Regions from separate parts of the Homo sapiens genome. Here region 2 is linked to region 1. The links are chromatin loops, found by intact Hi-C in ENCODE. Cell type or tissue: PC-9. All regions are shown on one strand. Each heading gives the region's core, and the rest is flanking DNA. Links, peaks and the distances in the headings are about the cores only. Region 1 overlaps HELZ (helicase with zinc finger). Region 2 overlaps PRKCA (protein kinase C alpha).

What was found. Hi-C counts contacts between places; a loop is a spot of excess contacts. Peaks named below come from ENCODE experiments on the same cell type or tissue, not always from the same donor. Only the 100,000 strongest peaks of a DNase experiment are listed, where the experiment ranks them.
Region 2: a loop joins it to region 1, with 11 times the contacts of the local background. A loop is called at or near these places in 15 of 110 quality-filtered maps.

Annotation. Positions count from the first base shown.
Region 1 is chr17:67,153,880-67,162,576 of GRCh38, reverse strand. HELZ (helicase with zinc finger) reads left to right here. Exons shown (of 33, transcript NM_014877.4): 16 at 1,501-1,680; 17 at 2,215-2,316. Among named protein-coding and RNA genes, the nearest start is that of HELZ-AS1, 87 kb to the left of the region's middle. In PC-9, for the core only: a CTCF peak has its summit at 4,262 (motif pointing right); no DNase peak of the experiment used is centred there.
Region 2 is chr17:66,726,466-66,735,162 of GRCh38, reverse strand. It overlaps PRKCA (protein kinase C alpha), which reads right to left. Exons shown (of 17, transcript NM_002737.3): 9 at 2,338-2,475. Among named protein-coding and RNA genes, the nearest start is that of MIR634, 56 kb to the left of the region's middle. RefSeq lists an enhancer at 4,137-4,822. In PC-9, for the core only: CTCF peaks have their summits at 6,842 and 7,042 (motif pointing left); a DNase peak (open chromatin) is centred at 4,412.

The DNA of each region.
Region 1 (8,697 bases), core at 318-8,317:
GAGAAGGCTCCTCGGATGGTTTTAGGGTAACCATTTCATCTAATGCTACATACATTAGATCTGGACTTAGCCATCACCTGAAGCAGTTTTTTCATTTATAGAAGATGGAAAATTGCTGGATACTGGCAGAATTATGAATAAATAAGCCGGTTAATGCTGAGGGACTCTGAAATAAAATGTTTGAGATTTAGCAAATGGCAAATTTCAGAAAAAATATTGGCATGATTACATGGTCAAAGTTTGTTTTCTAAGGTTTTACATTTTTTAAGGAGAATTTTGTTGGTTTGAGATTATATGTCATAATATAACAGTTATATATATATTGTAGAGATAGGGTCTTGCTGTGTTGCTCAGGGTGGTCTTGAACTGCTGGTCTCAGATGACGCTCCTACCTTGGCCTCCCAAAATGCTGGGATTATAGGCATGAGCCACCATGCCTGGCCAGGTTATAATTTCTTGAAAACTGAAAGCGTTAAGATTTTTCAAAAATAACCACCTTCTGATTTAAGTACAATATAGCCTCACAGAGAGAATTTTCCTGTCTAAACTCTGTCCTCTATTTGAGGGTTATTTTGCAGGCACTTTTATTTTAAATTTTCTAAGAGTTTCTTTACACACCCTTACTATTTTGATTCACATCCCTCTCATTTTTACCATAGTTGTTGTGACGTATAGTATTTTAACGGTAGTTGTGAGAAAGAATGCTGTTGATTCTCCACTCAGTTTGATGTGTTTCAGTATCTGCTGTCCATTTAAATCTTCAAAACTTAGCCAAGTCATAGAAGGGACACTAGTAAGATAGATCTCATTACAGTAGCCATCTGTGCGACTGTGACAGGTGTTCTCTACTTTGACCAATATAATATGTGTATTATTTGTGTGTGTGTGCAAAAATATTAAAAAACATTTTATTTTGTTTGGCTTTTTATGCCTTTTTAAAAAACTTAATATTTTCTACATTAAGATCTTTGTAAAAATTAGGATCTCTTAACCAGGGACATACAGATTTGTTCTTTTCCTCTTGTTTTAAACCTTACCAACAGATCTTTTAAATAATTAGAATTTGAAATTCAGATAGTTTCCCTATTGCATTTCATTTGTTATGCAAAAAAACCTACTACTTAATTAATATCAGTAAAAAGTTTTCTGATGCTTTTTTGTAACAGAGGGAAATTACATTTTTGAAACATTGCCATTTCTACTTAAAGACCTGGCAGCAGCTAGATTCGAAGTATGTGATTTCCTTAGATTAGTTACCAAAATCTTTTTGTACGTAGTGTAGGACAAGATAAAATTAATTTTGATTTACACGTTAAAACACTCTACACTGACTCTGTTGGGTAACTTTATAAAAAGTAGCTTTAGAATAAGCATTTGTTTTTATAGATGCTATGCTATTTCAGTGGTTTTAATGGTTCACTGAAATTCACGATACTCGTGTGTTATGTTCTATTTATTAACGAGATGCATGTGTTTAACATAAATTTTTATTTTCCATAGACAATGGGATGAACAGTTGGATCCTCGACTAAATGCAAAACAGAAAGAGGCTGTTCTGGCCATTACCACTCCACTTGCAATCCAGCTGCCGCCTGTGCTTATCATCGGACCCTATGGGACAGGCAAAACGTTCACTCTAGCTCAGGCTGTCAAACATATTCTGCAGCAACAGGAGACTAGGTGAGAGGGTGGGAAGCGTGCTCATATTTCCCTGGTAGGATACTACCTCTGTTCTTGTTTTAAATACACAATGAGGGCTAGCAAGACAGTTTTCATGCAGCTCTTAAACATGAAAAAAAGAGAAAAGGAAAAGCCGTAAATCCAAACCCCAGAGCACTAAAAATTTGAATTCTCTTAAAACATACTGTTTTTAGAATTGGTAGTATAGACAGTAAGTTTTAAAATAGTTTTTAAATAGCCATCAGAACAAGTTTGCTATGGAATTGTGGTATCTATTAGAGCCAGAAGACTTGGGTTTAAATATATGTGTATATTTTATATGATAGACTTAAAAATAATTTTGGGGTACTTCCTTTTTAACTTAAAGAGTAGTGTAATTTCCTAAAGGTATCACTGAATAATGCTAGGGATTACTGAGTAGGGTAAGGGAATTGTATAATATTAGGATGGCCACTGCTTTTTTTTTTGGTATTATACTGCTTGAATAGTTTTGTGTTTTATCATTCTTTTTATTTGCACCATTTATTTCAGCAGGATTCTCATTTGCACCCATTCTAATAGTGCTGCTGATCTCTACATAAAGGATTATTTACATCCATATGTAGAAGCAGGCAATCCCCAGGCAAGACCTCTCAGGTATTTTTTTTAAGGCTTATTATGTATCTGTATCATACTTTATTATTCTTAAGAAAAGGTGTCTGTAAAGATTTTAGTAACTTTGGAAATACCAAAGTCTTTATGCATTGACATTTAGAGGTTATGTCTTTTGAAGAAACTGTTTAAATTAAGGAAAAATGTAAAAATCTTTGACTATTCATTTCTTAAACATTAAGTAAGAGAAAGACATCCTTTTTTAAGTTTTGTGTGTATTGTTTCAACCTGAGTAGATTTTGATATGTACCTCTAAAAGCTAGTATGATGAAATAATATAAATATGATAACTTAAATTAAATCTAGTTCAGTAAAAATTCTAACATATTTTGCATGGCAGATTAGTCATGCAGTGGACAGTTCTTTATGAAAATAAAATTTTGGCTGTGATCATGCAGGTAATTTCATAGAAGCTACACATTAGATAAACATGAAATACTGAAATGATTTCTGCAACAAAATGTACTTGACTGGTATTTAACAACTTTTGCTACCATTTAAGAGACAAAGTGTCAAAGAAAATTTAAGGTTGATATAGAAAGGTCCTCTGAGTATATATGGACATGAAATGTACTTAAATATAGGATATGGGGGAATAAAAATCCTTTTCTTCAGAAAACAATAAAGAATCATCAAATTGTTATTTATTATACCATTTGCTTTCATTGTTATATGAATTAATGTTTAGTTTTGCCATTTTACAAACTAATATGTCATGCCCTAGGTTGTTTGAATACAATTGTTTATAAATTAATTTCTAACTGCACTTTTGAATCATAAGTCACTAACGTTTTATTTCTACTTGAGCTCAAGCATGGAAAAATGAAATTATGTTATTTAATTCTTCAGTAATCATAACCAAAGCTGTTTGAATGATCTTAGAGTTCCATTAAAAAAACAAAAGAGGAAAAAAGTGGTGTGACCCATTAACACGGGTTTTTATGCCATATTTTATTTTTACTTTGGAAGATTAAGAAGCAGTAATTATTTTAAATAGAATCTGGTTGTATTTAATGAGAAAATATTACATATATACAATCACTATCACTGTAAATGAAAACATGGTATTTATTGAAGGATGCATTCATCAATAAATAGTTTGCTTCAGAATCTAATCTCTGAGCTTGTAAGTGAAAGTTGAGTAGTTAGCATTTTTGCTATAGGTGTTCTTACTTTAATGATATAAGTTGTTTTGTTCACTTATATTGTTGGTAGAGTGAGCATGTGTGTGTTACATAGGAAGTGTGACCTTCTCAGTTATCGTGGTGTACTTGGTGTGAAAACAGTGGAGTAAAGCCCCCTCAAATCTCGGTCGACTTAGCATAGGTCATTTGACACTTGGGGCTGTAGAGCTGTTGCTGATGAACACTAAATCCGTCACTCGACTAGCTTATATTTAGCTTTTTCCATGTAAAATTATTTTTTGGAGGTTATAATCAAACATGTGGTGCATCTAGATATGCAGAATAAGAAGTTATGTTCAGTAGGGTACATGTATAGTTGTTGTGGCCCAAGTATCGAGACTCGCCCTTTAACTTACAGAGAGACTTACACCTGTCTGTAAGTCTCGAAAGTGGTTCAGCCCAAGATGGAAAAACATTTATAAATATATTCAAATGCAAATTTCATGTGATTTCATTTAGTAAATGGAATAAAGTAAGAAAAAGCCTGACTTCCCAAATATTTTCTTTATGTAGTCCTGCATTTTTGCCATAGTTTTTCTCTTTGGGAAAGGTGTTAACTTGCAAATGTATTTCTTAAGAATATTCATGCATTGAGTTCAGATTTATTAGCACTATTATTACATTAACTCATTAATTTATAATTTTTCTAATAGACAACAAACATGGGAGGCATGTGAAATGGAATAGAGAAGATTAGAATGACTGAGTGCTCTGGGAAGATTAGCTTTATCTGAATTGTCCCAGGATGCAGAGGAAAGAACACAAGAGGGCACTAAGTGTCTGCTCATGACCATGAAGATGGGTGTCTCTAGGGAGCAAGGCTCATGAAGAGTTTGCTCTCTTCATGATATAGGCTGGAACAGGCCCTGGAAAGTGCTATAGTGTGAAAATAGTCAAAACATTACATAGTGAATACAGTTGTAAATGTGCTTAAATATACATACTTCATGGTTAAAATTTGTAAAATTCTTTTAGTTGCCAGGAGTTGAGCTGAACTTAAAATATTTGGAGATGGAGATTTTAGAAACCATTTTAGATCATGTTTAGTTTCAGTTTTTACTTCTTCACTAGAACTAGAAGATTTTAAAATGGAATAGAGGGGAAAATATTTTTGTGTGTGGTTCTCAAGATCAGTATCTGGTTCTGGCAGATTTATGGCTTTGCAGATAGAGGTCATCTATGGAGGGGTGTATTTCCTGCTTTCTGGGAAAATGGAAGGTAATTGTTGTTTTATATTGATCTTCAAAGAAGCATATTCTTCTGTGATCAGGTCATTCTTATTCATAGTCTTTTAAGTAATAACATTTTGGGGGTTATTTGTTGCATATAAATTTACTACAGGAATAAAATTTCAGTGAATTAAAATTATATATTACCAGACTCTCTCTTATAATTCGTGTGGGATATGTGGATTGGTTTCTTTCTGGAAAATATGTAAATTCCTTAATTGGTATTACTTATATTTTATACTGTGAACTTGAAACTGTCTTGTTACCGTCAATTCTCCAATTTTAAAAAAATGTTGGCTGTGTTTTAAATAATCTTTTAGACAGTGTCTAACTTAAATGTTGCACAAAATGAAAGTACAGAGAATATTTTAAAATCTTTTAAAAGTTGGGACTAGAATATTATGCTTTCAAGAAAATTGGCTCAGCGATCAAGCTTTGTATTCTTACTAGCTTCAACTTGAGGTAGCTTTCCAAGGTAATTGTGAAAACGTCAGCAGTGAGACTTAGAACTTCAGTTTCTTTCTTTTTTTCCCCCCTCTTTGAGGAAGAAGCAGGTGCTTGGAGTTAGTTGATGAGTGTATTAGGCCGTTCTTGCATTGCTATAAAGAAATACCTGAGACTGGATAATTTATAAAGAAAAGAGGTTTAATTGGCTCATGGTTCTGCAGGCTTTATAGAAAGCATGGTGCTGGCATCTGCTCAGCTTCTAGGGAGGCCTCAGGAAGCTACAATCGTGGTGGAAGGCGAAGGGGGAGCAGGATGTCACATGGTGAAATCAGGAGCAAGTGAGAGTGAGTGTACGTGTGGGAGGTGCCACACACTTTTAAGACCAGATTTCAGAGCAAAAGCTTACTTATCATCAAGGGGATGGCCCAAGCCCTTCATGAGGGATCTGCCGCCATGATTCAGACACCTCCCACTGGGCCCTACCTCCAACACTGGGGATTACATTTCAACGTGAGATTTTGATGGGAACAAATATCCATACTATATAAATGAGTAATTTGAAAAACCACTTTTTTTTTTTCAATTTTACAATGAAATATTAATTGGAGCTCAGAGGTGAGGTCTTGGCTGGAGAGAGAAAATGTGTGAGTCACTAGGGTATTGGTGGTGATTGAAGCGTGAGCATAGATGAGATTGTTAGGGGAGAGGAGGGCTGGAGAGTTAGAAGGGAAGCAGAGAAAGCTTGAGTCATGGAAGCTGAGGGGAGAGTTCCTGGGAGGGAGCAACAGCGGAACTTTGCATGCTGCCAAGTCAGGTAACTCGCTGGGCCTGGAAACATCGATGTGATTTAGTGATGTAGAAGTTGTTTATGTCCCTTGATTAGATGGAGGGTAAGCCATGTTGAATGTTTAGAGGAGTGAATAGGAGGTTGGTAACTGGAGAGAACAATCTGGATAATACTTCTAAGAAGCCTGGCTGTGAAAGGAGGGGAGAGGTTGGGCAGTGGCTGGGAGAATATGAGGATTTAAGTAAATATTCTTTTTATATGGGAGAAACTAGATAATTTTAATTTTAAAAAGCCACCTGTAAGTGACAGGTTAAATTCAAATATTGGTAATTTTTTTTCTCATAATGACTCAAATAATTAGCTTTTGTTTTAGATTAGTATTTATATTTATTAAAAAATCACATGCATACACTATTACAAAAGGTCATGTTGTATTTTAAAGTTGGTAGCAAAAAATGTTTTGTTTTTTTTAATTAACCTAGCCATTGTTCACCAAATATCATTCCCAAGGGAATTTTTTACTTTTTTAGCAGTTTCTTTTGATACTTCCATTTTTCTAAATTATAAATATAATATATAAAAATTATGTGTGTATATATTATATAACAAATTATGAATATATAATACATAAAAATAAAAATTATATGTGTATATATGTATAATATATACACACACACATACATATATCAACTGTTATGTCTTAATTTGGTTTTGGATATTTGTTGACTTTCTATTGTAGCTTCTTTTTTTTTTTTCTTTTTTAAGACAGAGTCTTGCTTTGTTGCCCAAAATAGAGTGCAGTGGGGCTATCTGGGCTCACTGCAACCTCTGCCTCCCAGGTTCAAGCGATTCTCCTGCCTCAGCCTCCCAAGTAGCTGGAATTACAGGCACACGCCACCACGCCCAGTTAACTTTTGTGTTTTTAGTAGAGACAGGGTTTTGCCATGTTGGCCAGGCTGGCCTCGAACTCCTGGCCTCAGGTGATCTGCCCGCCTCGGCCTCCCAAAGTGTATGGTAGCTTCATTTTTAGTGTTTATTATTATGATCCTGTAAGTTATTTGCTCCTAACAAATAATATGCATATTTCCTTTCATATACATTTTTGGATTTGTTCTAGCATTAATAATACTTACTGTTTTTCATTTGCTTTATTTTCTTTGAACATCTAATCAGGTCTTTACACCCTAAGTAACCCTGTAAATACCTGCCACAACAAGTCTTCATTGTTACAGCTCTTAGATAATTTGTCAGTGCTGTTTTTTTCTCCTGGAAACTCCCCTTCTGGATTTCACTTGCTCCTCCTTTCTGAACTGGTTGTTCTTTGTTATGCTGATACTTCTCTTTGCCATTATTTTGGAATTTCTTTTTCTTCTCTCCTATATTAGATCCCATTTCCTGGATCTTAGGTCTTCCTCTTTCTTGATTTTCTACCTTGTTTTGATGGTGCACATCCTTTTGTACACACACTTAACTAGTGCTTTCAACCCTTCTGACAAAGTTCGTAAGAGGTAATGTTTTTTAGCTCTTGCATATCTGAAAATGCCTTTATTCTACTATCAGATTTAATAGCTCATCTGGGGGATGGGTGGAATTTTAGTTTTAAAATGTGGCTCATAACTGCATAGTTTTTCTTTAGTATTTGCTTACCAGTAAGTTGATATTTAGACAGGTAGGCCAGGATCAGAAATCATTAGGATTTTTTTCATGATTAACTTTGATGCATCCAGAGATGTTTTTATGTGAGCCAGTGCTTGCCTTTTAAGAAAATGATTATACATAGCTTATGATATAGAGGTTATAATTCTTCTGCCAAGTCTAGATTATCTACATTGTGTAAAATTTCCCCCTCACCAAATACCACTTACAAGCATGGTCTTGAATTGAATGAAAAATGGAAAAATGAACTCAATTTTGGTTCGAAGAATTTAAAAACATGTTTTGATATGATTTTTAATAAAAAATGATTATCAACTTCAGGCTTGTATTTTTCTTATTTAAGAAATCAATATTTAAAGCTGACTTTTAATAGCAATTTTCAAGATTTATTACTATAATAGAATTCCAATGTCTAAGAAAAACAAAGAAACAAAAAATTACTTAGTAATTAGTATCAGACAATAAAAAGAATTACTCTTTTATTTTACTTTTTAAATTATTATTATTTTTTTTTAAGACAGAGTCTCACTCTGTAACCCAGGCTGGAGTGCAGTGGTGTGATTTCAGCTCACTGCAGACTCCATCTCCTGGGTTCAAGTGATTCTTGTGCCTCAGCCTCCCAAGTAGCTGGGACTACAGGTGCATTGCCACCATGCCAGGCTAATTTTTGTATTTTTAGTAGATACGGGGTTTTGCCATGTTGGCCAGGCTGGTCTTGAACTCCTGGCCTCAAGTGTTCCACCCACTTCAGGCTTCCAAAGTGCTTGGATTATAGGCGTGAGCCATCACGCCTGGCCAAAATATTAATAATTACTCTTTTTAAAAACCTTTTTGGTTTGCTTCCAAAAATAATTTAAGTTTGCTCTAGTAAAATGTGCAGAGGCCATAAAATTGAGAAACATTAATACAAAGTAAGAGACAAGAGCCTAGTAACAAATGGTGGCTCTTTGAGAAAAGGAAATTATTACCAAAATTTTAGACTAACTGAAGGCATGCCAATTAAGCACCAGATTTTGCTCTTAAACTTTTTTGGAAGCTGAGTAGAAATTATCCTTTTGTTCCA
Region 2 (8,697 bases), core at 339-8,338, 430 kb after region 1:
TATCCTTAGAGTGAAAGCTGACTGACATTTATAATCTCTCAAGTCAAGAACCTAGACTTGAAATCAGTTCCTGCGTCTATGAAATGTGGGGCCACAGAAACCGAATGGAGATACAGGCAAATTGCTGAAGACCCCATGTCAGTATCTCTTAATGATTGTATTTGCTTACTACAAGTGAACATTTAATTTTTAGTTGTGAAAACTATTCATCAACCAGCATTTCTGAGCATCCCTTCTGTTCTGAACACTGAGAAATAGTAACAACACAGTGAACCCACTATAGCTTTTTGGATGCAGTTGCTTTTAAGGAAGTAGAAACCAGGTGAGGACTGTGCACTCTGATCTGAGAGACCAAATAAATGCCTCTTTAGCGACTAAGATGGACCCTAATGTCGCAGGCATTTGAACCAGAGTGACTCCATCTTGAATAAGGGATGGGAAAAATAAGGCTGAGATCTGCTGGGCCGCATTCCCAGGAGGTCAGGCATTCTTAGTCGCAGGATGAGATAGGAGGTCAGCAGGGCTAGTATCACAAGACACAGGTCAGAAAGACCCTGCTGATAAAACAGGATACAGTAAAGAAGCCAGCCAAAACGCACCAAATCCAAGATGGCGATGAGAATAACCTCTGGCTACCCTCATTGCTCATTATATGCATTATTAGCATGTGAAAAGACACTCCCACCAGCACCCCAACAGTTTACAAATGCCATGGCAATGCCCAGAAGTTACCTTATATAGTCTAAAAGATGGAGGAAGCCTCAGTTCTGGGAATTGCCCACCCCTTTCCCAGAAAACTCATGAATAATAAAACCCTTGTTTAGCATACGATCAAGAAATACCTCTAAGTATACTCAGTCAAGCAGCCCATGCTGCTGCTCTGCCTATGGAGTAGCTGTTCTTTCATTTCTTTACTTCTCTAACAAACTGACTTTCACTTTATTCTGTGGACTCGCTCTGAATTCTTTCTTGCTTGAGGTCCAAGAACCCTCCTCTTGGGGTCTGGATCAGGACCCCTTTCTGGTAACATTAAAGTTAAGGAAATAGTTATCTATGGGTTGAGGGTTCAGGGCCCAGCTGGCATGGCAAATTTCTAAATCCCTACAGCTACAAGATAAACCACTCTCGCTAAACTCCCTAGCAGTAGGAGCTATCAGGCCCCTCCTAACTTTGATTGACAACTCAGATCACTATGACTTGGACTGGACAGAGAACTGGCCTTACAAACATTCTTTTCTGTGATGCAACTGCAGACCTGAAGCCAGTTTCAGCAGCTTGCAGAGCCTGCACACAAACTGTTTTTGGGTCCTGTGGTTCACCTTTTGATCTAAAGAGCCAACTTCCACCTTTTTTTATTTATTTACTTTTTTTGAGACGGAGTCTCCCTCTGTTGCCCAGGCTGGAGTGCAGTGGCATGATCTTGGCTTACTGCAACCTCCACCTCCCAGGTTCCAGCGATTCTCCTGCCTCAGCTTCCCGAGTAGCTGGGATCACAGGTGCACACCACCACACCCAGCTAATTTTTGTATTTTTAGTAGAGATGGGGTTTCACCATTTTTGCCAGGCTGGTCTCAAACTCCTGACCTCAAGTGGTCCACCTGCCTTGGCCTCCCAAAGTACTGGGATTACAGGCATGAGCCACCATGCCTAGGCAAATTCCACCTCATTTTAATGCTAAGTCCCCACCCCAAAGTGAACATAAGATGCATGTTACATATATGTTCATCCATTGTGCCTGTGCTAGGCTTCCCTCACAGATAAGTCAAGCTTTCCCCCCAAACCTGTTGAATATGGATGACTCTACTGTGTAACATGGACCCTGTGAGGCATAAAACCCAACCTGCCCTTTCTCTCCTCAAAGAGAGGGCACCTTCATTTCACACCATAGACTTTCTTTTATGGGTTTGCAAACTGATACCACCAATAAACCTCTCCTTTCTACCATTTAGCCATCCTGGTGGTCTTCTGGATGACTGTACAAATCACAGGGAAATCTTTTTTTTTTTTTTTTTTTGAGACGGAGTCTCACTGTCTCCCAGGCTGGAGTGCAGTGGTGCGATCTCGGCTCACTGTAAGCTCCGCCTCCCAGGTTCACGCCATTCTCCTGCCTCAGCCTCCCAAGTAGCTGGGACTACAGGCGCCCACCACCATGCCCAGCTAATTTTTTGTATTTTTAGTAGAGATGGGGCTTCACCGTGTTAGCCAGGATGGTCTTGATCTCCTGACCTTGAATCACAGGGAAATCTAATGTGCTATTCTGCAAACTACGAGGAGAACAAAACTGATTCGACATTCTCTGCAGAAGCCCCTGCAATTTGCAGACGACTGTCCTCTTACCTTTCCAAAACTCCCCTTTCCCAACACCATGAGGAAATTGAAGTCCGTGAGTTTCACTCGGTCAAGGTTGTTGGAAGGTTGTTTCCTGTCTTCAGAGGGACTGATGACTTTGTTGCCAGCAGGGCCAAGTTTGGCTTTCTAAATAACAAGCACAAATGGGAAACACGTGGGTCATTTTTCTGGGGAAAGAGTGACAGAAACCACCGTGTTGTAACTGAGTTTAATGTTTGCTTGGAGGTGGGATGGGGTGAGAAAAGGAACAAAGGGTGAGAATTGAGTACCTGTTCAGATATCAGCAGCTACACTCACCCTACAGGGAAAGTCAGCAAGGTAGCAGAAAACTGCTCTCCCTATTAAGAGACAACTCTTTACACAGTCAACCTAGAATTGATGCGTGGGGATCCGTGAAGGGCTGGTTGGTTGTAATTCCAGTATGTCAAAGTCGACTTCTTGGGAAAAACAGTGCTTCGGGTCCATGAACATAATAAAGGAAATAAACTGTGTACTGATGCTTTTTGTATTTGTAGATTTTCCAATTTAAAATTAATCTGCATAAAGGAAAACTTGTACCCACACCAAAAGGGAGGAAAATGTTCTCTGGAGAGGAACTGCTTAAAATGGCAAAGCCATTGGGATGATTCATCGCTATTTTCAAATGCACAGTAAGAACAGGGGTTGGGTTGTTTTTTTTTTTTTGATTTTTTTTTTCTTTTAAATCAAGAGTTGAACTCACAAAAAGACATGGTGATGTGCATAAGAAGAGATCCCAGCACTCTGGGAGGCCGAGGCGGGTGGATCACCTGAGGTCTGGAGTTTGAGACCAGCCTGGCCAACATGGTGAAACCCCGTCTCTACCAAAAATACAAAAATCAGCTGGGCATGGTGGTGCGTGCCTGTAATCCCAGCTACGTGGGAGGCTGAGGCAGGAGAATCGCTTGAACCGGGGGGCGGGGGGCGGAGGTTGCAGTGAGCTGAGATCGCGCCATTGCACTCCAGCCTGGCGACAGAGCAAGACTCTGTCTCAAAAAAAAAAAAAAAAAAAAAAAAAAAGAAAGGGAGCACAAGGCGCCCTTTGCGCCTGAAGAATATCTGGTCACTGCCTGGTGGGCGAGCTACCAGAGGAGTTTTTAGAAGCTCTAGAGGGGGCCCTGCCCTCACGACTCTCACCAGGGCCTCAGAGTCCATGTCAAAGGCAAAAGGTAAAAGGGCTCAGCAGAAAAAGGAAGGTCAGTAAACCCACGGGAAGTCTCACTGTCACCGAAGGAGCCCTGGAGAAGCCTGGAGTGGGCTGAGTCTCCCAGCACAAGACTCCGAATTTTGAACATCTGCCTGACGGGAAGGAGCTAGTTGTAAGAAGCGTCAGCTGCTGACAGGTCCAGGACCCTGGTCCCTGGCTAGACCTCCACAGCCACATCCCTGAGCCCTAGGGCAATGATTCTTGCCTTGGATACATTCTTTTTTTTTTTTTTTTTTTCTGAGACGGAGTTTTGCTCTTGTTGCCCAGGCTGAAGCGCAGTGCAGTGGCGCGATCTCAGCTCACTGCAACCTCCGCCTCCCAGGTTCAAGCGATTCTCCTGCCTCAGCCTCTTGAGTAGCTGGGATTCGCCACCATGCATGGCTAATTTTTTTGTATGTTTAGTAGAGATGGGGTTTCGCCATGTTGGGCAGCCTGGTCTCGAACTCCTGACCTCAGGTGATCCGCCCACCTCGGCCTCCCAAAGTGCTGGGATTACAGGCATGAGCCACCACGCCTGCCCATTCTTAATGAGAGGGTGCACCTCCCTCCCTAGTGCAGCAGACCTTAGCTCTGGAGCTCTTTCCAGGAACTCACTCCAGTCAACACCTTGGTGGTTACCAAGATGATGGTGAAGGAGATAAGGAAGGCACTCAAGGGGCTTTACTATGGATCAGCAGCAGAGAAGGCTTCCGAGGAATCATCCGTCGTCCCTCTTGGAGCACCACCATGCCTTCATCCCACAAGTACTGATTGAGCCCCCTTGTGCTCTCTTGGGGAGCCTCTGCATTTGCAGGAGGAGCCCCTGCTGATACAGGAATTCAGCAGGACTGGTTTCACAAGATACAGGTCACAAAGAACCCCTAATACAACAGTCTGTGGCAAAGCCAGCCAAAACCCGCCAAAATCAACAAGGCAATGAAAGCAGTCTCAGGTCTCCTGGCTGCTCATCGTATGCTAATTATAATACATTGGCATGCTATAGGAAACTCCCGCCAGCACCAAGACAGTTTACAAATGTCATGGCAATATGTGGAAGTTACCCTACATGGTGTGAAAGGGGAATCCTCAGTTCCAGGAATTCCCTGCCCCTTTCCCAGAAAACTCATGAATAATCCACCCCTCGTTTAGCATTTGATCAAGAAATAACCACCAAAATAGCCAATCAGCAGCCTGCAGGGCTGCTCTGCCTATGGAGTAGCCACCCTCTTATTCCTTTACTTTCTTAATAAACTTGCTTTCACTTTACTCTGTAGGTTTGCTCTTGAATTCCCTCCCGCCCAAAGCCAAGAACCCATGTGGCCTCTTAGGCTGAACCCCAATTTTGGGGTTCACCCTGTGACACTGCCAGCTGTGTCTAGATTCCCAACTCTAACAGTGCTTGGCACAGGACATGCACTCAGCTCTCTGGCTGAACAAATACAGAACTGAAGCCCAAATGTGCTTATCAGATGCTGTGCTGTTGGGTGATGCTTTTCTCCGATAACAATAACTTGCTTGTGGCCAGACATGGTGGTTCACACCTGTAATCCCAGCACTTTGGGAGGGTGAGGTGGGTGGATCACCAGGTCAGGAATTCAAGACGAGCCTGGCCAACATGGTGAAACCCTGTTTCTACTAAAAAAATACAAAAATTAGCTGGGCATGGTGGCACATGCCTATAATCCCAGCTACTCAGGAGGCTGAAGCAGGAGAATTGCTTGAACTGGGACTGGGGAGGCGGAGGCAGCAGTGGGTGAGATTGTGCCACTGCACTCCAGCCTGGGCTATAGAGTGAGACTCTGTCTCAGAAAAAAAAAAAAAAAAAAAAAGAATAACTCGCTCATACAGGGATCAAGTCTCAGGGCTTGTGAACATGCTCTGATGAGTTGAGTGCCCCCATTTGACCAGAGACATTAAAACATGAGGGAGAGATGGCCCTGATATTTTTGCTTCCAGACTGAAAGTGTGAAACACGGCTGAGCTCTGCCTTTGTTGGCAGCATGTAGTGGAAACACCTGTGAATTTGGGGCCACTGGAAACGTAGAAGGCCCATAAAGATAAAACATGAACTGTGATGCTACACATACTGGCCTGCCCACTTCGGCAGGGCCAGCCCAGTCCTCTAAAAACTGGCCCCGGCAATGATTCTAAGTTGAGAAACTTCCTAGGCTGTGTCTACATTTAATTTTTAATTTTTATTTTTTTGAGACAGAGTTTCACTCTTGTCACCCAGGCTGGAGTGCAGTGGTGCGATCCCAGCTCACTGCAACCTCTGCCTCCTGGGTTCAAGCGATTCTCCTGCCTCAGCCTCCTGAGTAGCTGGGATTACACGTGCACACCACCAAACCAAGCTAATTTTTTTTTATTTTTAGTAGATATGGGGTTTCGCTGTGTTGGCCAGGTTGGTCTCGAACTCCTGATCCATCTGCCTCGGCCTCCCAAAGTGCTGGTATTACAGGTGTGAGCCACCGCACCCAATTGGTTGTGTCTAAATTTAAAAGAATACATAGGAAGTGCAAATTTGAGATGAGAATACCGACTATGCCACCCTGCTCTGCACTTCTGACTTAGAATAAGAAAAAAGTTACCAGAAAGAGGCACAGATTAATCGTATTTTCTCAGGATTCACAATAACATCTGAAAACACCCAAACACAACTGACTTGCTGATCTGAGATGCTTGAAACAGTTAAAAACTACTTTCACCTGGGTGAAGTTGCGGTTCATACTACCAACGAATGCCCAGTTTCCAACTGTAGCACGCAGTTCTACCCAGCTATGCTGGACTCCTCTGACATTCCCAGACAGTCATTCCGCCTTCCTCCTTTGACAAGTCACCACCACAGTCAGGGGATGTGGGCTGATGCAGTGATGAGCCTCCAGATAGGCAGGGGGCCTTTTTACACACTTTGCCATCTACCGCCTCAACTGCAGACATAACCTAACGACGGCCTTGTGAGTTTCATGTTATCATATTAGTCTGGTTATAAGCATGAGACACTGCTCACAGTCAGGCTAAAGGCTGACAGAAGCATTTTTACATTCAAGTACTTCTGAACTTATTTGCAATATGACCTTGGCCTCAGGTCTCAAATCAATCACCAGGTTTGAGAGCAATATCCACAAAGGAGACACCTGCTCGCACAAGGTGGAGCTGGGCAGAGGACGCCACACGCTTCCTGCTCTGCCTGGGCAGATTCTTTTCAGCCGGAAGCAGAGCTGAGTTTCTGGAGGCTGGTAGAACAGGCAGCTGTTTGGGAAGGAGACAGACCGGTGTGTGGGGTCCAGGGCAGGCTGACCACGTCCATATCAGAGAGGTAGCTTCTCAGTGGCCTGGCCCAGAGGGTCAGAATAGATTTCTCCCCAGCCCAAGCCAGCCCTGAGATCAGAGCAGACCCAGCATCTTCACGCCCTTGCTCCCCCAATCAAGAGCAGCACTTCTGTTTCCACTACAGAACACACTCCCTGAGCCATCTCCACGCTGCCACCTGCAGGCCTTGCTGCCAAAGGACACAGAGCCATCCAATGCTGAGTTTTTGAAAGCAGCTCTGTTATGGTAGGAAACTCCACGGTACGGCAACCTCAGGGGTCTGGGCCGGCTTTGAGCAAGTCCCACTTTCAGTCTGGGTCTAATCAATGCTGGGGTTGAGGGAGACAGCCAGTGGATATCCGAGCAGCTACATCACTGGGGGTGGGGGATGCCTGAGGGCAGGGGGACGAGGAACCATATAGGACTTCCAGGTGGGCAGGGCGCCAGGGCAAGATCAGATGCAGCGCGAGGCTTGACCTCCAGACCTTTGGCCAGCACCTCCTCTGTCTTCCTGAAGACCCAGCCTTCCCTGGCCTGCCGTTTCTCCCCCATCCCTAGCCTGGCTGACCTCTCCCACTTCTTCAGGTCCCAGCTCAACTGCTATTTCTTCAAGAAAACTCAAACAGGAATAATACAAGGTGGTAGCAGGAGAACAGAAAATTCCAGGCAGCAGTTTCACGGGACTAGCAAAAAAGAAAAAAAAATGTTGAAATAACTGCATAAGCTAGGGGCCCACAAGACCCTAAACATCAGGATGTGGGCCAAGCTGGCTAAGACCAACTGGACCCAACATGGTGCTGGATTTGACCCAGTTTCACCTGGGACCTCACTGTCCACTCATTAACATCCTCAATCCTCTACCCACCAGTGCCACGGCCGTTCCAGGAACACCAATATTTAGTGTAAAAACAGGTGGCACCACATTTCTGAGAAATCTCCACCTTTTTCTGGGAATCTTCAGGAATATCCCACCCCTTAAAGAAGCCCATAAAGGTAGCAGGCCCCAAACCCCCTTGCACGCCACTCTCTCTGGAGTATGCCTGCCTTTCCCTTTCTCAAGTGTGTACTGGTCACTTTGCAATAAATCTCCATATTTTTCACTATTTTCTGACTCATCCTTGAATTCCTTCCCGTGGCAGTATCAAGAGCCTGGACACCAGCTGAGGTCGAGGTCCCACCAGCGTTTGGGGACCTCCCCTAGCCCACGGGCAGCAAAACCCCTCCCCAAAGATGTCCCGTTGCTCTCGCTGGCGGGCTACTGCTAAAATGACAGCAGAAGCCAGGCACGGTGGCTCAAGCCTGTAATCCCAGCACTTTGGGACACCAAGGCAGGAGGATCACCTGAGGTCAGCAGTTCAAGACCAGCCTGCCAACATGGTGAAACCCCGTCTCTACCAAAAAATACAAAAATTAGCCAACGTGGTGGTGGGCGCCTGTAGTCCCAGCTACTTGGGAGGCTGAGGTGGGAGAATCGCTTAAACCCAGGAGGCGAAGGTTGCAGTGAGCCAAGATCGTGCCACTGCCCTCTGGCCTGGGTGATAGAGTGAGACCCTGTCTCGAAAAAAAAAAAAAAGACAGTGGTCCTGTCCTGGATTCACCGGCTTCCCACACGACAGAGAGAAGGCTGAGTGCTTTGATGGCTGAGGAGGACACTCGCTCTGCTCTGTCTCTCGGCTTATTTCCCACCACTCCCTCCGCCTCGGTCCCAGCCATGCCAGCCTGCCGCAAGCTCCCACCTGTCTCCTGCCTTGGGACGCCAGCTCCGCCCTTCCCTCTTCTGCTGTTCACAGTCATCCTCCACAGTGGTCTTCCTGAAACCCCAACACTCCTTCCTT